2 separate regions of the Homo sapiens genome follow, and region 2 is linked to region 1. Evidence: read pairs that join two places in POLR2A ChIA-PET (ENCODE). Cell type or tissue: Panc1. All regions are shown on one strand. Each heading gives the region's core, and the rest is flanking DNA. Links, peaks and the distances in the headings are about the cores only.

Region 1 (12,465 bases), core at 1,386-9,385:
TAAGGAGAATTAAGTGTTGTTTGAAAAAATATCTGGACCCTGGGGCCCCAAGCAGGGGTAGAGATTTACTGTGGAGCTCTTTCCTGAAAGCAGAACAGGGATCTGGAACTCAAGGCCAGGGCCTTTGGGTTAGGAAAGTGGGGCACCAGGATGGGTGAAGAGATTGGCTGGGGAGGGCTACCAGCCCCTGCCTTAAACTTTGGGCCTGCCCAGCAGTCTCTCTGTCACTGTTAAGGCCATCTTCACCTTGTGGTGACCCAGTTTTGTCTTTTCTGAGAAAAGGCTTTGTTGAGGCCAGGCGCGGTGGCTCACGCCTGTAATCCCAGCACTTTGGGAGGCCGAGGCGGGTGGATCCATGAAGTCAGGAGATCGAGACTGTCCTGGCTAACACTGTGAAACCCCGTCTCTACTAAAAATACAAAAAATTAGTCGGGCGAGGTGGTGGGTGCCTGTAGTCCCAGCTACTTGGGAGGCTGAGGCAGGAGAATGGCGTGAACCCGGGAGGCACAGCTTGCAGTGAGCTGAGATTGCACCACTGCACTCCAGCCTGGGCAACAGAGGGAGACTCCATCTCAAAAAAAAAAGAAAAGAAAAGAAAAGGTTTTGTTGGCCAGTGACCCCTATACAGAGACCCTCAGAAAACTTGTTCTCCCCCTCTCAGATTTTACGCCACTCCAGGGGTGTATTAAGCTAGGTTGCCACCTCCTCTGATGACTCTCTTTCCCGTATCCCCTTTTCCACGTGTTCTGCTTGCCCTTCACAATAAACTGTTATCTCCTGAAGAAAAAAAAACTGGATTTTGCCAGGGGAGGTGGCTCATGCCTGTAATACCAGCACTTTGGGATGCTGAAGGAGGATTGCTTGAGGCGAGGAATTCAAAACCAGCCTGGGCAATAAAGTGAGACCTTATCTCTACAAAAAAAAAGTTAAAAAATCAGTGGGGCATGCTGGTGTGCACCTTTAGTCCCAGCTACTTGGGAGGCTGAGGTAGGAGGATTGCTTGAGCCCAGGAGGTTGAGGCTGCAGTGAGCCATGATCATGCCACTGCAATCCAATGGGTGACAGTGAGACCATGTCTCCAAAAAACAAAACAAAACAACTTGGATTTTATTCATCCCTCCATTCTTGGCTCTGAGCCTGGCCCATAGTCCTGTAAATTGGTGTTGGGGATCTGCCCGGGGACCTGTATGGGAACTTTCCCCATCTTCCTATATTGTCCTTGACTTTTTTGTTTATTTGTAACTTTTAAGATTGCACATTTTCAAATAAACAGAAAGTATACAGAATAGTATAATGAATACCCCTTTATCCAGATTTCCCTTGATTGCAACACTTGCCATATTTACTTCATCTGTTCTTTTTGCCCAAATATTTAAAAGTAGATTTCAGATATAATGATGTTTTACCCCTAAATACTCATGTATGCATCTCTAAAATAAGGATGTCTCCCCACAGAACCATAATACTGTATTCTATATTATTATCACACATTATTACACCTAATAAAATAAATAATAGTTCCTAGCCTGGGCAACATGACGAAACCCTGTCTCTACAAAAAATAAAAAATTAGCTGGGTGTGGTGGTGAGCGCCTATAGTCCCAGCTACCTGTGGGGCTGAAGCAGGAGGATCACTTGAACCTGGGAGTTCACTGCAAGGCTGCAGTGACCCATGATCACACCACTGCACTCCAGCCTGGGGGACAGAGCGAGACCTCGTTCCCATAAAGGAAAATAAGTAAGTAAATTAATTAATGTAATAGTTCCTGGCTGGGTGCAGTGGCTCATGCCTGTAATCCCAGCACTTTGGGAGGCCAATGCAGGCGGATCACTTGAGCTCAGGAGTTCGAGACTAACCTGGACAACAGTGAAACCCTGTCTTTAAAAATACAAAAATTAGCCTGGCATTGTGGCGCGTGCCTGTAGTCCCAGCTACTCTGGTGGCTGAGGCAGGAGAATCACTTGAACCTGGGAGGCAGAAGTTGCAGTGAGCCATGATCGTGCCACTGCACTCCAGCTTGAGCGACAGAGCGAGACCCTGTCTCAAAAAAAAAAAAAAAAAAAAAAGTTCCTAAATATCAACTGCCCTCAGAAAGTCTTTTATAACTGGTTTATTCAAACCAGAATCTTCTCAGGGGCAACACATTGCATTTAATTGTTTTGACTCTAGTTTTTCTTCCCCTTTTCCTCCATGCTATGTTATTGACTCATTGAAGAAATCAGGCCAGTACTTTTGAAAGTCCCATTTTCATGGTGCTATTTAAACTTCACCAGACTCCTAAGGTAGAGCTGACTTAAGGAAACATCATAGCCACCACCGTGGGAGTCTCCTCCACTCTAGGAACCCTCCATTTCTTTCTTTCTTTCTTTTTCTTTTTTGAGATGGAGTTTCGCTCTTGTTGCCCAGGCTGGAGTGCAATGGTGCGATCTCGGCTCACCACAACCTTCGCCTCCTGAGTTCAAGCAATTCTCCTGCCTCAGTCTCCCGAGTGCTTAAGAACCCTCCATTTCTATCCTCCTCTTTGCTCCCATCATCCAGGAGCAAATCCCCAGGGCATTGAAACCCAAGGCTAAAGGCTCCTCTATCCCATGCTCTCTCATCTTTTGCTTGGAGGTCCATTTCCTGGCTTTGCAGTCAGCTGGTGTGAGCTTTCCAATAAAGCAGGGCCTGGACAGCTCTCCCTACAGCTGCCAGCAACAACCTCAGGAAGCCCCAGGGTCCTTCACTTAAGTTGCTGTCAAAGCCTTTGAACTTGGGGCTCCGGGGCTTCATTATGGGTAGCAGCAAACAGGAGCCACCATTTTTCAAAATGAAGTTAAAATCCTCCCCTTCTAACTCAATACATCTCTTAAATTCATCCCAGAAAAATAACCTGTTTTCCAAGTGACGTTAGATTCAGCAGCACCACCCCTACCCTATTGCCCCTGGGACTGATGATCTCCAGGCAGATGCTTCGCACCAGTGGCTGCTCCTGCCAGTAAAAAAAAAAAAAAAAAGAAGTTTCCATTGATTTGCTTGAGAAATGTAAGTTTGGGGCTGTAGTCCCTGCCGCAAGGTCAATAGAGAATTGTCTTGCCTGAGGTGCCCCAGGAAATCAGCCAGGAAAAGCAGGGATCTACTTTTCATTTCATAGGTTAGGGAGGGGGTGGGAGGCTGGGGCAGGGAGAGAATGGAGAAGGGGAAGGTTCAGATAGCTGTGTGTTTAGATCAGAGGACTTGGGCTAAAGTCAGCAAGAAAACATGAATATTCCAACACAAAGAGGAGTGGAGTTACGCCATCAGGGGTGTGGGCTGGAAACCCTAAAAGGACAGTTGCCTCCAGCTTGACATGAGTGTCTAGCTGTTTACTTTGGCTCACTGGATTTCACTTTTTTTGAGACAGAGTCTTGCTCTGTCTCCCAGGCTAAAGTGTAGTGGCTCAATCTTGGCTCACTGCAACCTCCACCTCCCAGGTTCAAGCGATTCCCTTACCTCAGCCTCCCTAGTAGCTGGGATCACAGGTGTGCACCACCACGTGCAGCTAATTTTTGTATTTTTAGTGGAGATGGGATTTCACCATGTTGGCCAGGCTGGTCTCGATCTCCTGGCCTCAAGTGATCCGCCCACCTCACCCTTCCAAGTGCTGGGATTACAGGCATGCACCACTGCGCTTGGCCTGGATTTCTATTTGTGTGTATTTATTTTTACAAGGAAAAACTCTCCAACAGCTATGTTTCTATAGGTGGAGTAGATCACATTTTATTCTTCCTGAACGTGGTAAAATGTTTCACAGGCAATTAAGAGTGGAGAAGAGAGAACTTTATACTTTTAACTAAATTCTCAATTTATGGATCAGTTAAACCTTTTCATTTTCTGGCTCTTCCTCTTAATTCTGTTTCTTGTTTTTCCTTTCTCTCCCTGCAAGGCTCCCCTTTTTGTCCCCCACACTCCACTTTATTTTCCTACTTTTATTTCAGTGGCTGGCAAAATCAGAGCGTTATATTTGATTTTGAAAGAGTCACTATGGAAGCTTAGGCAATCTTTTTCTCTAGAACGTTGAGTAAGGTGGGTCTGAGCCTGTCCTTTTTGCAGCAGCTTAGGGAGGGTGTGTGTCCATATGTGTGTGAGTATAGGAGGGGGTGAGGGAACCCAAGGCACCCCCTCCTTGCGAGACACAAAAACCTGATCCCCAGAGTAGGGGCAGAAGGCCAGGAGTAGGAGAAGTTTCTCTGTTTACTCCTTAAGATCTGGTGGTTGGGGGCTGTGCGTGGTGGCTCGTGCCTGTAATCCCAGCACTTTGGGAGGCGGAGGCGGGTGGATCACCTGAGGGCAGGAGTTTGAGACCAGCCTAACATGGTGATACCCTGTCTCTACTAAAATTACAAACTTATCTGGGCGTGGTGGCGGGCGCCTGTAATCCCAGCTACTCAGGAGGCTGAGGCAGGAGAATCACTTGAACCCCTGAAGGCTGAGGTTGCAGTGAGCTGAGACTTCGCCATTGCACTCCAGCCAAGGCAACAAGAGCGAAACTCCGCCTCAAAAAAAAAAAAAAAAAAAGATCTGGTGGTTGGGGCATTTTGGCAAATAGCTTGGCCACCACTTTATTATATGGTTAGTTTTGAAAGCAGATTGCTGAGAATGACAATGAAAGACAGAACTTACACTTTTTTTTTTTTTTTTTTAAGTGAAAAGAGCAAGGCAACTAGTTAGCATCTTCAGGTTCTGGATAACCTGCAGTGTAGGCTTCAGGAAATTGACTAAGGGAATCTGAGAGTAGACTGCACTGGCCCTCTCTGGACTTCGACCTTTAGGTTCTTTTCCCCTTTTCCTTTGCCTCTGCTTCTCTGAGGTCAGCACTCACTTCAATAATCCTGTCCCAGGGCCACCAGATCTCCTTGAGCTTCAGAAAACCCTCCTCTCACTGTCCTTCCCCAATGTTTCAATGAATGAAGGCTCACTGAGCATACAGCAATCAAACCTGTGATCCAGGTGGCACTAGGAATTCAGCAGTAGCAGTGTGGTTCCCACACTGCTCACTGGACCTTGGCTAAGACACCACCTGGGACCACAGCTGATGGCTGGGTGTTAACACCTACCTATTGAAGAACGGAAAGAGAACAATTAAATGACAAGTTTTGTTTTTACTCCTAAGTGAAACCACAATCAGGGATAATTTGTGATTGTAAAGTTGGCACATATATCTTTTTTTTTTAAATCAGGGGAATTTTTCTTTTACTTTATAAGAGAAAATTAGAAGCCACTAGACAGGAACTCACTCAAATTCTTGCCACAAACTTACCTGCAGAGGAATTCATCATTTCCTCCTTCTCCTCCATCATAGTGAAAGAGACATCTCATTGACAAAGCCAATTCTGAGGCTCTAAATCTCTCTTGCAGCCTCATTGACATTGCTGCATTGCAAGTTCCTTTTCTCTCTTGATGCTTCACTTGCTGCTGATTCATTGCCATCAGCATTTAAACAAGCCCAAGTGTCTTCTATCCTTAAAATCTTACCCTTCCTAGCTTCCCCACCCCTTTAATTCACTTCTTTATCTGACTTGTTTTGGTTACAGTTAAGTTTATTGAAACAGGTGTCCACACTCACCACCACTTCCTTACCCTCCACCCTGAAACTCTCCTTGAAATCTGGCTGCTGCCCCAATGTTCCTCTGACACTGGTCCAGCCAAGATCACTAACAACCTTGTTGCTCAATTTTAGGCTGTTTTCCCAGCATTATCTGACTTGAGCTCTAAGTAGCTGATACCAGTGACCATGGCCTTCTTGAAAGTGTCTTCTAGCTGGGTGAGTGGCTCATGCCTGCAATCCCAACACTTGGGGAGGTTGAGGTGGGTGGATTGCTTGAGTTCAGGAGTTCAAGACCAGCTTGGGCAACATGGCAAAACCCCATCTCTACTAAAAAACAAACTGAAAAAAATTAGCCAGACATGGTGGCATGCGCCTATAGTCCCAGCTACTCAGAAGGCTGAGGTGGGAGGATCACCTGAGCCTGGGAGGCCGAGGCTGCAGTGAGCCGTGATTGTGCCACTGCACTCCAGCCTGGGTGACAGAGTGAGGCCCTGTCAATAAAAAAAAAAAAAAAAGAAACTGTCTTCCTTGGTTTGGTGACATCTATCTTTTCACCACACTTCTTAGAATCCTTTGTGGGCTATTTTTCTGTTAATATGTTCATTGTAGAATCTTTGGGAAATTAAAAAAAATAGTCTACTTGTTATCTCCACATGGAAGTCTTTCTTTCTTTTTTTTTTCTTTTTTTGAGGCAGGGTCTCACTCTGTCACCCAGACTGGAATGCAGTGGCATGATCATGGCTCACTGTAGCCTCAACCTCCCAGGTCCAGGTGATCCTCCCACCTCAGCTTCCAGAGTAGCTGGGACTACAGACATGAGCCACCATGCAGGCTAATTTTTCTTTTTCTTTCTTTCTTTCTTTTTTTTTTTTGTAGAGACAGTGTTTCCCCATGTTGCCCAGGCTGGTCTTGAACTTCTAAGCTGAAGCGATCTGCCTACCTTGGCCTCCCAAAGTGCTGGGATTACAGGCATGAGCCGCCATGCTGGCCCCCACATGGAAGTCTTAGCAGCATTTTAGAATGCGGACATCCTAAATAGAGCTCATCATTTCCATTCCCAAGCCTGCTCCCCAACTATAGTCTCTTTCTCAGTGGATGGCTCCATCCTTTCTCCTGTTGCTCAAGCCAGAGTCCTGATGTTATCTTGGACTCTTCCCTCTCCCATATTTCTCATGCCCAATCAATCATCAAGACCCATCAATTTTATCTCTTGACTATTTCCAAATCCATTTATAATTGACCCTCGAACAACACAGGTTTGAACTGTGGGGATCACTTTTACGTGGATATTTTTCAACCAAACGCAGAATGAAAATACATTATTTGCAGGATGTGAAACCCACTCACATAGAGGGCATATATGCAGGTTCTGCAGGACTTGAGTATGCACAGATTTTGGTATGGAATTGTGGAGTTCTGGAACCAATCCCCCGCGTATATGGAAAGTATGGAAGGACAACTGTACTTTCTATTTTTTTTTTTTTTTTTTGAGACTGTACTTTCTTTTTTTTTTTTTTTTTTGAGACAAGGTCTCTATCTTCCAGGCTGGAGTGCAGTGGCACTATCTTGGCTCACTGCAACCTCCACCTCCCAGGTTCAAGCAATTCTCCTGTCTCAGCCTCCCGAGTAGCTGGGACTATAGGCGTGCGCCACCATGCCTAGCTAATTTTTGTATTTTTTAGTAGAGATGGGGTTTCACCATGTTGGCCGGGCTGGTCTCGAACTCCTGACCTCAGGTAATCCGCCCGCCTTGGCCTCCCAAAGTGTTGGGATTACAGGCGTGAGCCACTGAGTCTGTTCTTTTTTTTTTTTTTTTTTTTTTTTTTTTTTTTTTTTTTGGAGACGGAGTCTAAATCTGTCGCCCAGGCTGGAGTGTGGATTGCAGCGGTGATCTCGGCTCACGGCAACCTCCGCCTCCCGGGTTCAAGCCATTCACCTCCCTCAGCCTCCCTGGTAGCTGGGACTACAGGCACACGCCGCCATGCTCGGCTAATTTTTTTGTATTTTTAGTAGAATCGGGGTTTCACTGTGTTGCCTAGGCTGGTTTCGAACTCCTGAGCTCAAGCAATCCGCCCGCCTCGGCCTCTCAAAGTGCTAGGATTACAGGCGGAGCCACCGCGCCCGGCTGCCACCGCGTCTGTTCTTACTGCTTCCGTGTTAGTTTGAGTTCCTCTCTTTCTCGCCAACTCAATTTGACAACCTCCTAACTAGTCTTCCTGACTCCATTTTTTGCCCCATTCCTTTCCATTCTTCCTACTACAGCCAGCCTCCTCTGTAAACAGTCACATCTGAGCGCGTCACCCCGCCACCCCTCTATTACATAAACTCTTTGATAGAGGGTAATCCTCAGGACAAAGTCTACATTTCTCAATGTGACCTTCAAGGATCTGCATTTTGTGTTCTTTGCTTGCCTCTTCGGTCTTTTTTCCATCACACCTATCCCCACCCCTTTCAGCCATACTGAACTAATTGTACTATTCTAAGTGCCCCTTCTCATCTCCCAGTTTTTTTTTTTTTTTGAGACGGAGTCTCGCTCTGTTGCCCAGGCTGGAGTGCAGTGGCGCGATCTGGGCTCACTGCAAGCTCCGCCTCCCGGGTTCACGCCATTCTCCTGCCTCAGCACCCCCAACAAGTAGCTGGGATCACAGGCGCCCGCCACCAAGCCCAGCTAATTTTGTTTTTGTATTTTTAGTAGAGACGGGGTTTAACCGTGTTAGCCCGGGTGGTCTCGATCTCCTGACCTCATGATCCGCCCGCCTCGACCTCCCGAAGTGCTGGGATTACAGGCGTGAGCCACCGCGCCCAGCCTCATCTCCCTATTTTTTATGTGTAGTTCTTGAAATTTTTCTTTTCCCCTTCCTGGCTAACTGAAACTCATTTGTTGGATTTCAGGTTAGAGATATGGACCTCTCTTAAAGCCTTTCCTAAATTTTAGGTGCTCCCAGGGCCCCTACCAAAAGTCTTATGCTTTATTGTCAATGCCTGCCTGCTAATGATTCTAAGCCCCCAAGGAAAGGAATATGTCTGGTTGATGGGATCATTTCCCACACCTTGCACAGTGTGCAGCACAAATAGACAAATAGTTACTGAATATATGATTGTGATTCCAACCACTGCTTGTGGGGAAAAAGTGGTTCAATGACATGGTCTGTCCTGAAACATTAAATTTTTTATCCTCACGTTCTTCTTTTTTTTTTTGAGATCAGGTTTCACTCTGTTGCTTAGGCTGGAGTGTAGTAGTGCAGTCTTGGCTCACTGCAACCTCCGCCTACCGGGTTCAAGCGATTCTCTTGCCTCAGCCTCCTGAGTAGCTGGGACTACTACAGGCACAGGCCACCATGCCTGGCTAATTTTTGTATTTTTAGTATAGACCAGGTTTCACCATGTTGGCCAAGTTGGTCTCGAACTCCTGACCTCAAGTGATCCGCCCACCTTGGCCTCCAAAAGTGCTGGGATTTTAGGTGTGAGCCTGCGCTCCCGGATCCCTCATGTTCTTTTCATCATAAAGAATAATATTCACACAGCACTTTACTGGGGGCCATTCCATTTTCCAGGGATAGGGATAGAAGCCAAACAAACCACTTCCTTGTTTCTTCCATTGAAATGATATTGAAATAAGGTCACTTTCATTTGTTTCCTCCTTTTATTCCAGTGGTGATTAAAACTGAAATCACTTTTCCAGGGATTGGTACATAAAAGCCCCAAGGACTAATCACTGATACTAAGCAACACTGACCTCAGGGCGATAGGTTTCCCGGTTATCCTTGATATATGTTGACAATATGCATCTAACCATTCACTAGATGCCTGGAAATGTTAATGCAAAATTAGCATCACTTAACAACGGTACTTGTTTAGGGGTTGTTTTTAAAATTTTTGAGCTGGTCTACTTGTTTCTTATCTCTAAGCTGTCTTTTGGTTTGCTTGCGGGAATGCAATTGCTAGTACTGGGTAAAAGGAGGTCATTGTAGGGCACAGTGAAGTCATTATTTATGAGTTAGTGGAATTTTCAATGGTTTCCTGGAGCAAATAGATGTTTATATGTCTGATATTTTGAGCATATCTGACAGAGGCTGTAAATAATATTGTATCTTACACATCTGACTTTTGTGGTTGACATCTACGGGGCCCTTTCCCACACTTACCATAGAACAATATGCAGAGACCTAACAGGAACAGCCAGGCTCCCTGGATTAAGCTACTCCACTTCTATCTTCATAGAGAGGAAATTGTACGATGCAAAGCTTCTTACTTAAACCACCATTCAGACCAAGGAGAAAGGTGTCAATAAGGTCAATGCTATAGTCAGGATCTGAACTGAAAGCTGAATAAACAAAATTAATATCCTGAGCCAAATCAAAACATTATTTTTATTTTGTTTTATTTTACTAGATCTTAGTTACTTTTTATTCTTAAACTAAAAACGCATTCAGTGGAATCATATAAACTCAAAATTGGGTCGTCAAACATTTTTTTTCCCCTAGAAATGTTTGAATTGGAATAAAATCAAAGTATTCAAATGTTTCTTAAATAGAGCTTGTAGAGTTGTTTTATGTGAAATCTTGGTTATAACTGAAGACAAATGTCCCTTTGGAAATTTACATTTCTCTGGGGTTCAGCTGCTTACCTGTTTGTGAGTATCATCAAGAATGAAAGAGTAGGGCTAGGCGCGGTGGCTCACTTGTAATCCCAGCACTTTGGGAGGCCGAGGTGGGCAGATCACGAGGTCAGGCAGATCATGAGGTCAGGACCATCCTGGCTAACATGGTGAAACCCCGTCTCTACTAAAAATACAAAAAAACCCCCCAAAATTAGCCAGGCGTGCTGGCGGGCGCCTGTAGTCCCAGCTACTCGGGAGGCTGAGGCAGGAGAATGGCGTGAACTCGGGAGGCGGAGCTTGCAGTGAGCCGAGATGGCGCCACTGCACTCCAGCCTGGGCGACAGAGACCCCGTCTCAAAAAAAAAAAAAAAAAAGAATGAAAGAGTAGGTGCTAGGAGGTATGAACCAATTAGCCCATTATCCCCTCTAGGCTTCAAATGAACTAGTTGTGAGGTTGGGAAGTTGAAAAGTTGATGGAGGGAAAGCCCTGGGTTAAGTTGGACTCCTGGGGCCTTTCCCCCTCATTCTCCAGAGAAGTTTCAAGTCCTCCCCCGCCCCCACTTCCCGCCTACCACCAACCTCAGCCGGAGAGGGGTTTCTAAGAGATGACCATCAGGAGAGACTCACCTGGGAGTAAAGAAGGTGTCTCAGGAGCAAGCTGCAATAGTGCATATCTATCTCCTGAACACCAAATAGGAACCAATATCATCTTAAAATGAATCTTGCCCAAGAAAACTTTCAGAACAGAGAAAGGGCCCCAACAGAAGCACGAATAGTCAGAATCTAGGGACTAGTGGGAGACGTAAGCTGCCAGCCAGAGAGGAATTGTTCCCAGCATGGGTGATTGAGTGAGATGATTTTTTTTTTTTTTTTTTGAGACGGAGTCTCTTATTCTGTCACTCAGGCTGGAGTGCAATGGTTGTGATCTCAGCTCACTGCAGCCTCTGCCTCCTGAGTTCAAGCGATTCTTCTGCCTCAACCTCCCAAGTAGCTGGGATTACAGGTGCACACCACCACACCTGGCTAATTTTTGTACTTTTAGTAGAAACAGGGCTTTGCCATGTTGGCCAGGCTGGTCTCAAACTCCTGACCTCGGGTGATCCGCTAGCCTCGGCCTCCCAAAGTGTTGGGATTACAGGCATGAGCCACCGAACCCGGCCAAGTGAGATGATCTTTTTTTTTTTTTTTTTTTTTTTTTTTTGAGACAAAGTCTCACTTCTTCGCCCAGGCTGGAGTGCAATGGCGCGATCTTGGCTCACTGCAACCTCCGCCTCCCAGGTTCAAGCGATTCTCCTGCCTCAGCCTCCCTAGTAGCTGGGATTACAGGCATGTGCCACCATGCCCGGCTAATTTTTGTAATTTTAGTAGAGACAGGGTTTCACTGTGTTGGCCAGGCTGGTCTCTAACTGCTGACCTCAGGTGATCTGCCTGCCTTGGCCTCCCAAGTTGCTGGGATTACAGGAGTGAGCTACCACGCCCAGCCAAGATGCTTTTTAAGAAGTCCCATTGGAGGCCAGGCATGGTGGCTCACGCCTGTAATCCCAGCATTTTGAGAGGCCGAGGCGGGTGGATCATTTGAGGTCAACAGTTCAAGACCAGCCTGGCCAATATGGTGAAACCCTATCTCTACTAAAAATACAAAAAAAATTAGCCGGGTGTGGTGGCCACACTGTAATCCCAGCTACTAGGGAGGCTCAGGCAGGAGAATCGCTTGAACCTGGGAGGCAGAGGTTGCGGTGAGCCAAGACTGCGCCACTGCACTGCAGCCTGGGTGACAGAGTGAGACTCCATCTCAAAAAAAAAAGTCCCATTGGAGAAAGAGGCAGCATTGCTGTGCCTGGCACCTGCAGGGCACTGAGGCCAGAGCGCAACTCTACTGGCCTTGCGAGACTACACCCTTCTCCCTCTTCCCCTTGCTCCTTGGGTCTGACCCTGAGGGTCTAAAACATTTGCTTGCGAGTTGGAGAGGAGGTGGATGGGGAGAGAAGAAGCCAATGATACCTAGTCCTCCACTGCAGGGCTCCAAGCCTGAAGCAAACCTGAGCTAGAAGTTAAGAGAATAAGATAAGAGAATAGGCCGGGCGCGGTGGCTCACGCCTGTAATCCCAGCACTTTGGGAGGCCGAGGCGGGTGGATCACGAGGTCAGGAGATCGAGACCATCCCGGCTAAAACGGTGAAACCCCGTCTCTACTAAAAATACAAAAAATTAGCCGGGCGTAGTGGCGGGCGCCTGTAGTCCCAGCTACTTGGGAGGCTGAGGCAGGAGAATGGCGTGAACCCGGGAGGCGGAGCTTGCA
Region 2 (11,959 bases), core at 3,929-11,928, 800 kb after region 1:
TACATATATCTCTATATATTTATCTTTTTATTTTCTTACGATACATTCCTAGAAGTCTAGGTGAAAGATTGTGTACACTTAAAATGTGATGTGTTCCTAGATTCATTTCTGGGAAAGTTGGATCAGTTCATACTGCCACCAGAAATTTCTGAAATAGGCATTTAAATTTAGGATGTGGAATCTTTGAGCTCTAAGGTCCGCCAGTACTTAAAATCTTGAAACTGGTACCATGTAGTGTATTTTTATACATAGTCAAACCTGTTGGTCTATTCAAAAGGTACAGTAGCAGAATTTGGGGGATACAAATGTTTCTTTCTAAGATTGCAGTCTGTGTATTGAATTGTTTTCATAGCAAAGAAGGTTAACTCACACCTACAATCTATAAATACTCGTGTGTTAATCTGATTTTAAATTACTGTATATTAATAGTGTAAATATGTATCTCTTAGTTATATAAGATGCTCTTAAGAATTTCTAATGTATTTATATTCTAAGCAAGCAGAAAGTGTTTTTAGCATATCCGTTCTACTTTATATTCTTTTATGCTTAATACTTTTTCTTCCCCTTTTCTATAGCATAAAGGATGAAGAGGAACAGATGTGTCCTATTTGCTTGTTGGGCATGCTTGATGAAGAAAGTCTTACAGTGTGTGAAGACGGCTGCAGGAACAAGCTGCACCACCACTGCATGTCAATTTGTATGTGGCTCTTTTTCTCCCTATGCTTACTCAACACAGTTGCTCTCTGAGCTAACTATGTTATTTAAGAGTGTAACATGGCTTGAGGGGAAATTGGTGAGAGAATAAAAAAAGTATATCTAAGTCCTAAGTCCTATGTGAAAAGTTTTCAACAAATGGGAATGTAGGATCTTTAGGAGATGACCTGTGTGAGCAAAGAAATGCAATAAAGTGTGTGTGACATATGTGATAATGGAAGAAGTGCACAGAATTAGAAACAATTTCAATCTGGAAGGTATACATGAAGGGAAGGAGGTGGAAGAAGACCTGGGCAGGCATTACAGAAAGGCTAGCATCAAAGTAAGGTTTGGAAGGACTTTACCTGGTAGTCAAACAGGGCAGAATGTTTTGAAAAATAGTAAGCAGAGTACATGTTATCAGAATGAATAAAATAGCATTTGCAAATCAAAATCATTTAACCTGCTGTGTTTACTTGCTTTCAGATAAACATTTAATTAGATTATTTTTGAGGTTCCTTCTATATAAATTCTATAATTATAAACAGTTATGAAATAAAAATAATGTTAAACATTTACATTTTTGTAAGATTTTGTTTCTGTAATTTTTCAGGGGCAGAAGAGTGTAGAAGAAATAGAGAACCTTTAATATGTCCCCTTTGTAGATCTAAGTGGAGATCTCATGATTTCTACAGGTAATAATTTTGAAATGATACGGATATGTTTAATTTTTAAAAATTTCTCAGTGTGGTTTGTCTTAATTTTTTTAAAGCAAGTTTTGTTATTTTTCATTTTAGCCACGAGTTGTCAAGTCCTGTGGATTCCCCTTCTTCCCTCAGAGCTGCACAGCAGCAAACCGTACAGCAGCAGCCTTTGGCTGGATCACGAAGGAATCAAGAGAGCAATTTTAACCTTACTCATTATGGAACTCAGCAAATCCCTCCTGCTTACAAAGATTTAGCTGAGCCATGGATTCAGGTAAGTAGTTCTTTGTTTTTCATTTCTCAAAGAAATATTTATAGATCAATTAATGTATTTGTCTCCTTCCCTCAGTTGTTCATAATTTAAAAAAACACTTTTACTTGCCTCCATCATGACCTTCATTCCACTGGAAATTTTAATGTTACTTTTGGTATTAATACTATACTGCTTATTGTACAGCTTCAACTTCAAAACTTCTTGTGGTTTCACTTCACATATCTAGAAACATCTCTTCCTGAACTAACGGACATACGGGGTTATTCAAGGATAGAAGGATAGAAACCAGAACCCTTCAATGCTAACTTTTCCCAATGTTTAATCCCCGTGCCTGCCAAGAATTTTTATCATGTTTCTTATTTGCTGCCATTTAAAATTAATTTCTCTTTTCATATCCTAATGGCATACAATGGGTGCTTAATAATTGCAGAGGAGATGAATAAGAAAAAAATATGTGATGGTTACCTTGAGTTCATCATTTTTATTTGTAAGAACAGTTTCCCATCCCTTTACCATCTCTTCTGATTGAATGTTTTTTCATCCTCAGTAAGTAGGGCTTTTTTGTCAGTTGGTTTGTAATGATTTTCTTGGTTGTTGAATGCTCAGTCTATTATTTTTTAAATGTAGGATCTAAAACCAGACGGGTCTCCAGTAGACAATAATAAAGTAAAATAATTATTTTCAATAATCTGTTAAATTCTGTTGAATTAAATTTGTGAACAGGTGCATTAACACATTGAGCTTATATATCATTAGGATTTGTTACATTTTTCTTTTGTGACCATTACAGTCCTGCAGCTTTGGAATTCTCTTAGCATATTAGCAACCCATTTATGAATCTAATAAAATCTGCAAAAATATTAAACACATTCTTGTACCTAGTTCATTAATGAAATTTAATGAACTATTAATGAACATAGGCCCTCACCTGCCCTTTCATGACCCATCAAAGAACTCTCAAGTTGATTCTGAGCTGTTAGAGTTCATTCTTTCAAGCATATGGTCTAGTTTGTTTTGCCTAAGCTTTAGGTCAGACTAGGCTCTACATTCCTAGCTTTTTATTAAGCATGTTAGGTAAGACAGTTAAAACATAGGTAGTGGTACACTACTTAACAGTACCAGAAGCTCACTATATTCTAGTTGGTTCATTCTCCCATAATATCCCTTTATAACAAAACATATGTAAATAAGTATGTTATGATCTGTTTTTCAAAAGTTGTGTTTATTCATCTTTAATATTTAGGCATTTTTCACATAATGAATTATCTTAGGTATTAAGCTTACTTTTAGCTAATTGGCCCATAATGTCAAGACCATTCACCCTTTCCTCACTGTAGGGACTCTGGCTTTTGGGGCATGGTATTGACGACGATAACAGCATATACTATAATTCTACGTCTACATTTATCCTTTGCTTACTCGAACACAAGCATTTTTTCTTCAGTTGTTTGATTTGTCCACTCCATTCGTTTTACAGTCCTACCTGTTTTGTCTAGTTTTTTAAACCTTTTTATACAGACAAAAACCAATTAAATGTGTTTTGCTTATTGCTCTTGTCTGTAAGAGAAATACTCTATATCTCTTGAAACCTTCTCCTGGTGCTTTTTTTGATTTGTTTTTTGTTTGTTTGTTTGTTTTCTTAATCTTGCTCCAGTTTTTCTCTTTAAACTACCTTAATATGAATACAGAGTTGAGGTTTTCACAGTTTTTTGGCGTTTTGGTAAGCATGTGGGACAGTAGAGGCATAGAATGTATGTATAGCCATCTAGTGACTTAATGGAGCTTATTATTAATTTTACCTGAGCTAATAAATATTAATGACTTTGGATAATTATCAGTTAAACTTGAGTATAAAATTCTTCCTTATGATGCTTAAGTGGCTGGATATATTTGAAGTTGTGAAGGATGGTAAAGATTTCAGAAATGTCCAGTTTTTACGTAGTAATCAAAAATGATGCTAAACTCAAAATGCTCTGGGTCCATAAGCTTTTCTTTACATTGAATTCATCGTGTGTGTTTGATACAGGTGTTTGGAATGGAACTCGTTGGCTGCTTATTTTCTAGAAACTGGAATGTGAGAGAGATGGCCCTCAGGCGTCTTTCCCATGATGTCAGTGGGGCCCTGCTGTTGGCAAATGGGGAGAGCACTGGAAATTCTGGGGGCAGCAGTGGAAGCAGCCCGAGTGGGGGAGCCACCAGTGGGTCTTCCCAGACCAGTATCTCAGGAGATGTGGTGGAGGCATGCTGCAGCGTTCTGTCAATGGTCTGTGCTGACCCTGTCTACAAAGTGTACGTTGCTGCTTTAGTAAGTAGCTTTATTCCATAATCATATCATTATGGGTTTGGGGTTTTTTGATGGTTCGTAGATAGTGTTTTTAAGATACAATAAAGCTACTTTACCTAATTTTGGAAAATCCAAATTTTATTTTTATTCCATAATTCCAGGAAATTACAGCTTTTGTTTTGTTTATTTGAATTTTACTGATTTTTATGATGTCCAAGGTTTCTTATATAACTGTTTTACTTTTTAGTTTCATTGTTTTAAAGGCTTTGCAGGGGTATCCAAGGGAGAGAATATAGTCATGGTTTCTTAGTTTCTGTTTGGGCCAGTAAAGCTCCTTCCTCATCCTCCTTTTCCACTTACCACTAGAGACAGACTAAAAACCATGGCTTCAGGCTGCTAAAGCCTAAAACAAAACAAAACAAAACAGAACAACAACAAATAGGGTGAGCTAGACAAGCTTGCTAATTTTTAAAGATTTTTTTAATGTCTTGCTGTTCATATCTGTACATTTTTCTGAGCAGATACCTTATACATGACCAAATTAAAAATGCTTTTTGGGATGGCAGAGTCATCAACGTTATTCTGATTTTTTAAAAAATTTATCAGATATTAAGGAAGATATGTTTTTAATAAACATTTTGATTGATTTTTAATAAACATTGTCATGTGGAGATTCAAAAGCCTTTTCAAAGAAAAGGGTTCCATGACATAGATCATTGAGTTGTTTTCCAGTTTAACCTGTTAAAAGTTCTTTCATGGGTGGAATAGAGTGACAAGGAGGTAATTTAGGAGACTAACTGGACTTTCTCCATTCTGCGTATATGTCTCTTTAGGGCTTCTCAGCCTCAGTACTATTAACATTTGTTAGATAATTATTTGTTGGAGGGTGGGGGGAGGGCCAGGGATGTTGTCATGTGTGTACTGTGGCAGCATCTCTGGCCTCTACCCATTAGATACCAGGAGCAAACCCACCCCCACCCGATCATGCCCCCAGTTATGACAACCAAGAATGTCTCCAGGCATTGCCAAATGTCTCCAGTGGTCAAAACTGCCCCCAATTCAGAATCACTACTTTAATTCTTATCTAGTCTGTTCTTAAAATTCATGAGCAGTCTGTAGGCTTCCTCCCTCAGTCTTTTTCTAATGCATCCTCTACCGATTGGGCCTAATGAATCTTCTTGACAGGTAATACAGCATGACAGTTACGAACATGGGTTTGGAGTCACAATTGAGTGATCTCATAATTTATCATTCCAACCACAATGCTTGCATAATGTGCTGGTTAAAGTTGGACTAGCCTAGGCAATCTGAACACATGATCAAGATCATAGAGACAGACCTGGATTCAAATTCTGGTTCTCCCTTTTACTAGCACGATGGCTTTATGAAGGTTACTTAACCTCTCTTAAATAAACTTCAGTTTTCTCACCCATAAAATAATGAAAATACCTTTTAGGTTTGAAATTAGATTATGTAGAAACTTTCAACCATATGCCTGGCACATTGTAAGAACATTTAATATTATATAATAGTTATCATTATTTCTTAAACACAACTTGGATTATCCCCCAAATCATTTAGAAACCTTTAGAGGTTTCTGTTTCTTTGACATTCCTAAAGCATATTCTGTGGAAGTTTGGCAGGGTTGTGAAAAGTTCCCTGAAGAAAGAATCCCGTATTCAGTTAAGATTGGTGAACACTGGATTACACAAGGATAACTAGGTCTGTTGACTGAAAGGCTTCTAGGATCCTTCAGTAAGCTAATGTACATTGTGAACCTAAAGGATCAAAGGATAGAATGCATTGTTTCCCAGAGTTATTTTGCTACACCTTGTTTTTTCATGTAGCATCTGGAGGGACCAGCATACTATAGAATAAAGACCAATTGGCCCAATATTTTGCCTCTTACTTAGTATTTTCCAACACAAACCTTCAGGCATACTTGACTAAATAAAATCCTCTTTTTGCTAGTTCCTTTTCTGCAAAGCCTTTGCTGTGTTACTCTTTTTGTACACACCGTAACTGCCTTACTGTTGTGGTTGTTTCTTCTTAAGTTCAGACTGTTTCCCAACTAGCTTATGAGATCCTAGAGCACAAAGATTGTATAAAGGATACCAGGCTCCATGGAGGCAGAAATGGCTCCTGCTGTTAAGGCTCACCCTTTCCCTTTCTCTTATCTCCCCTTCCTCTGTCTCTTCCTTTTTTTCCTCTCCCTCCCTCTGCATATATAATTTTTTTTTTTTTTTTTGCTGAATCGTTTGAGAGTTTTTTGCAGCATCATGACACTTAAATATGTGTCTCTTAAAACCAAATACATAATTCCATTTATTCTTCCATATACAGTCAGCACATTAACATTAATCACAATACTGTTTTGTACTATAAAGTTCATACTCAAATCTCTTCAGTTGCCCAACAGTGCCCTTCATAGCTAAACTGCAGACTTTATTCAGATTTCACCAGTTTTTCTGCTGTTGTCTTTTTTCTGTTCCAGGATCCAATCCAGGATCCCACAGTGCATTTAGTCACCATGTCCCCTTAATGTCTTCTCATCCATGACAGTTCCTCAGCCTTTCCTGGTTTTTAATGACCTTGACAGATACTTTCAAAGTTTACTGGCCAGTTATTTTGTAGAATATCCCTCAATTTGGGTTTATCTGATGTTTTCTCATGATTAGATGGAAGTTACGTATTTTTCACAAGAACGCCACAGAGGTGACAGGCCTTTCTTAGTGCATCATATCAGTGGGTACATATGCCCATGGCTTTTATTATTGGTGATGCTGTCAGTTAAGGTAATGTCTACCAAGTTTCCCTGCTGTAAAGTTAATATTCCTAAATATCTTGTGAGAGTTACTTTGAGATTATGCAAATACCCTATTTCACCTCAAAATTTTGTCCACTGATTTTAAAAGCATTTGTGGATCTTGCCTATAGCAGTTATTACTACACCATTAAAAATGGTGCTCTCTTGGGCACAGGGAGGGGAGCATCACACACTGGAGTCTGTCGGGGGTCGGGAGGTAGAGGAGGGATAGCATTACAAGAAATACCTAATGTAGATGACGGGTCGATGGATGCAGCAAACCACCATGGCATGTGTGTACCTATGTAACAAACCTGCACGTTCTGCACATGTACCCCACAACTAAAGTATAATTTAAAAAATGGTGTTCTAGTGGTGATTTTCTATTTTCCTCATTCCTTCTACATTAATTAATTGGAATTATTCTATAAAGAAGAGCTTCTCTGTTTATATACCTATTCAATTTTTAATTTGTATTGGTGTAGGCTCCTGGGTATTCATTTTGTTCTGTGGGTTGCAACCCAGTACTACCATCATTTGTTTTGTTGCTCTAATTATTCCAGCCTTGACCATTGGGAGCTCTTTCAGGTTGGCGCCTGTTCTCATTTTCTTTTTTAAAATAATTTTTTTTAACTTTTCATCTTGAAATGAATTCAGACTTTTAAAAATTGCAGAGAAAAGAGTTCAGAAAATTCCTTCCTGCCCCATTCATTTATTTTGTTAGTTAGTTGTATTATTACAGAAGCATGGAATTCTTATTTTATTCTATGGGTTATAATCCATTCCTGTCTACTTATTTTGTTGCTCAAATTGTCTCAAATTAGGCCATTATCTCTGATGCTTTTTAAGTGTACATAAACTGACCTTCAGATTTTTTTCCTTAGAAAACATTGAGAGCCATGCTGGTATATACTCCTTGCCACAGTTTAGCGGAAAGAATCAAACTTCAGAGACTTCTCCAGCCAGTTGTAGACACCATCCTAGTCAAATGTGCAGATGCCAATAGGTAAGGCTTTATTGATGAATCACTTCAAACCCTCTTGTCTTAAAAGTGCCTCGCAGCAAGCCTCACACCTAGTGTGAATATCTGATACATTTTATTAAATGAGTCTTTGAACATTGTCTTTTAATGTGAGATTTAAAATGAAAATGCAGCATAAAGCTCTTAAGGACTGGCGGAAAGAACTACTGGCAAGTAAAAGCCAGGCAAACAAACTGCATGGATCTCCACATTATTGTATTGTGATTTACTCTCTTTAGTAACATTCATAATCTGAAGACCAGTCGATAAGAACAGTAGTTGACATTTATATCTATAAGTTATAATCTCATATTAGAGTATGGGTTACACAGAATAGGAACCAGTAAGATCATTACACCTGCATATGCCTTATTATCAGGATAAAAAATTAACAAATCCATCTCATTTTCAGTGTAGTGGAATTTTACTCTACTTATGACAGTTTTGTCAAAAAATTTTTAGATTTTTTATATTCCTGCAATATCCTTAAAAATTGACAGGGAACAAGAATAACCCTAACTGGAAAGAAAAATATGAAGTAGAGAATTGAGGTACAATGACAGTAAAGATGAGTACAAGCCATGCTTTTTTCAGACCAATGGTTCTCTTTTATTTTCCCCTTCCATAAAATAGGAGGAAAAGATCAATTTTCATTTAATAATCACAGCTACTGTGAACAGTTATTTGGTAGTTCCTATTTCTTTCTATCCCAGCAGATCTTGGTTAGCAAGAAGTGTTGAATCTCCCTTCTGTTGCCTCTTCCATTTCACCCATTTAGAGTTCTCTCAGTACAACCTTTCTCTTCCTCTGCAAGTCATAATGACTTAGTTTGCACAGGATCTCAAAAATTAGGTACCTACCTTTAACGAATTTCTCATATCATGAAGTCTGTCTTTTGCCTCTATTGTTTTCTCTATAGATTGAAAATATTGGATGTTTCCTTGTTGCTTAGAGAAAACATTGTATATCTGTAAAATATTGCAAATTAACAAGTAATTTGCAAAATGCATAGGAAAAATGTCATTTTTAAATATTAGAATAGGTATATTTCTGAGAATTCAGTGTTCTCATGGTATTTGTTATGCTGCTCACTTTTTGAAACTCCAAACTTAGGTTGTTTACCTGGTCACCTGAATGACTGAACATAAGAAATACTGTAGAGAGATTTTATAATATTCAGACCTCATTTTGGCTATGTAAGGAAATGGAGGGTTTTTGGATAGGAAGGTTTTGTTTTTAATTCAAGAGCTTCTTAGTGAAAGTTCAGAAATCAAAATATCAAGGTCCTTGTTTTTTCTTTTAACAAAATATAAGACTTTTATCTGATTTGGTATTTAAATCAGTACTTGCAAAGAGCCATTGTTGAAAATTCTGTGCTTAACATAGGGGATATGTTAAATTTACGAAATTAGACCTAATAAATGAATATTACTACTTATGGTGACATTGTTAATATGATTTTAGTGGTGGAAAAGTAAACACTCCTGAAAACATTATTTCTCCACTTTTTCACAAGGCATTACATTACTCCTCTAATATTGTATAGTGTTTTAGCCAAGATCCAGGATTGATGTTGCTTTTCCTTTGTTTTTAGCCGCACAAGTCAGCTGTCCATATCAACACTGTTGGAACTGTGCAAAGGCCAAGCAGGAGAGTTGGCAGTTGGCAGAGAAATACTAAAAGCTGGTAATAACTTTTCACTTAAAAGGAATATAGCATATTTTATCATGTTCCTGAGCAGCCTTGTCTAATCTCATAATCTCTCATGAGGCAGTTTACAGGATTTTGAAGTAATTTTATAAATTGATTCACTGTGTTACAGTTAGAAATGTGAATTACTCTGAGAGAGAAATTCTTTAAAATAGTTCAGAATATTTTTGTTGGCCTTACACCATTTAATCATGTCTTGTTTTAGATTTTAATATCACTATTTTTTAATCATTTATTTTTACTTTCCTTTTTGTAGGATCCATTGGTATTGGTGGTGTTGATTATGTCTTAAATTGTATTCTTGGAAACCAAACTGAATCAAACAATTGGCAAGAACTTCTTGGCCGCCTTTGTCTTATAGATAGACTGTTGTTGGAATTTCCTGCTGAATTTTATCCTCATATTGTCAGTACTGATGTTTCACAAGCTGAGCCTGTTGAAATCAGGTAATTTTTCTTCTGAAAATGTATTACTTGTATCTTCCTACCCTCCCTACACCCTCCTCAAGAATGACACATTTTAGATTTTTGAAAGACTCAGAGCATGAATAGGTTGCTGATACCTTAATATTTGATTGACATATGAAAACCCAAAGTCTGGGCTCTTTAATTAAAAATTCATAGATACTTTATGCTGAAATGGTTTTTGAAGTATACATGCTGTAAATTACTACCATTTTTTAAGTTTCCATGTATTTTTCAGTAATTGGAACTTATATGGTAATGAATGTTTTTTTCTTTCAGGTATAAGAAGCTGCTGTCCCTCTTAACCTTTGCTTTGCAGTCCATTGATAATTCCCACTCAATGGTTGGCAAACTTTCCAGAAGGATCTACTTGAGTTCTGCAAGAATGGTTACTACAGTACCCCATGTGTTTTCAAAACTGTTAGAAATGCTGAGTGTTTCCAGTTCCACTCACTTCACCAGGATGCGTCGCCGTTTGATGGCTATTGCAGATGAGGTGGAAATTGCCGAAGCCATCCAGTTGGGCGTAGAAGACACTTTGGATGGTCAACAGGACAGCTTCTTGCAGGCATCTGTTCCCAACAACTATCTGGAAACCACAGAGAACAGTTCCCCTGAGTGCACAGTCCATTTAGAGAAAACTGGAAAAGGATTATGTGCTACAAAATTGAGTGCCAGTTCAGAGGACATTTCTGAGAGACTGGCCAGCATTTCAGTAGGACCTTCTAGTTCAACAACAACAACAACAACAACAACAGAGCAACCAAAGCCAATGGTTCAAACAAAAGGCAGACCCCACAGTCAGTGTTTGAACTCCTCTCCTTTATCTCATCATTCCCAATTAATGTTTCCAGCCTTGTCAACCCCTTCTTCTTCTACCCCATCTGTACCAGCTGGCACTGCAACAGATGTCTCTAAGCATAGACTTCAGGGATTCATTCCCTGCAGAATACCTTCTGCATCTCCTCAAACACAGCGCAAGTTTTCTCTACAATTCCACAGAAACTGTCCTGAAAACAAAGACTCAGATAAACTTTCCCCAGTCTTTACTCAGTCAAGACCCTTGCCCTCCAGTAACATACACAGGCCAAAGCCATCTAGACCTACCCCAGGTAATACAAGTAAACAGGGAGATCCCTCAAAAAATAGCATGACACTTGATCTGAACAGTAGTTCCAAATGTGATGACAGCTTTGGCTGTAGCAGCAATAGTAGTAATGCTGTTATACCCAGTGACGAGACAGTGTTCACCCCAGTAGAGGAGAAATGCAGATTAGATGTCAATACAGAGCTCAACTCCAGTATTGAGGACCTTCTTGAAGCATCTATGCCTTCAAGTGATACAACAGTAACTTTTAAGTCAGAAGTTGCTGTCCTGTCTCCTGAAAAGGCTGAAAATGATGATACCTACAAAGATGATGTGAATCATAATCAAAAGTGCAAAGAGAAGATGGAAGCTGAAGAAGAAGAAGCTTTAGCAATTGCCATGGCAATGTCAGCGTCTCAGGATGCCCTCCCCATAGTTCCTCAGCTGCAGGTTGAAAATGGAGAAGATATCATCATTATTCAACAGGATGTAAGTATAGATTCTTTAAGAGGTTAGAAAACTTCCTTGGGGCTGGGCACAGTGACTCATACCTGGAATTCCAGCACTTGGGGAGGCTGAGGCCGAAGGATTGCTTGAGCACAGGAGTTCGAAACTAGCCTGGTCAACAAAGCAAGACCCTGTCTCTACAAAAAATTTTAAAAATTAGCCAGGCATGATAGTGTACACCTGGGGTCCCAGCTACTCAGGAAGCTGAGGTGGGGAGGGTCACTTGAACCTGGGAGTTTGAGGCTACAGTGAGCTGTGATTACACCATTGTACTCTAGCCTGAATGACAGAGCAAGACACTGTCTCACAGAGAGCTTCCTTGGACCATACTAAAATAAACCTAATTCAGAAATGCTGCTTCTAACATTCAGAAGCAGAGTTTTCCACATAAAATTATTACTTATACAAC

Evidence for each region. Peaks named below come from ENCODE experiments on the same cell type or tissue, not always from the same donor. Only the 100,000 strongest peaks of a DNase experiment are listed, where the experiment ranks them.
Region 2: POLR2A ChIA-PET joins it to region 1 with 12 read pairs; 2 of 35 experiments call an interaction of 5 or more read pairs at or near these places.

What each region holds. Positions count from the first base shown.
Region 1 is chr5:56,075,799-56,088,263 of GRCh38, forward strand. No RefSeq gene overlaps it. Among named protein-coding and RNA genes, the nearest start is that of IL6ST-DT, 87 kb to the left of the region's middle. RefSeq lists enhancers at 2,415-2,494, 3,804-4,568, 7,032-7,693. In Panc1, for the core only: no CTCF peak of the experiment used is centred there; no DNase peak of the experiment used is centred there; H3K27ac peaks cover 286 bases.
Region 2 is chr5:56,871,335-56,883,293 of GRCh38, forward strand. It overlaps MAP3K1 (mitogen-activated protein kinase kinase kinase 1), which reads left to right. Exons shown (of 20, transcript NM_005921.2): 7 at 576-697; 8 at 1,307-1,388; 9 at 1,491-1,671; 10 at 3,698-3,976; 11 at 7,646-7,767; 12 at 9,377-9,468; 13 at 9,749-9,938; 14 at 10,236-11,532. Among named protein-coding and RNA genes, the nearest start is that of SETD9, 32 kb to the right of the region's middle. RefSeq lists enhancers at 9,060-9,229, 11,028-11,959. In Panc1, for the core only: no CTCF peak of the experiment used is centred there; a DNase peak (open chromatin) is centred at 5,217.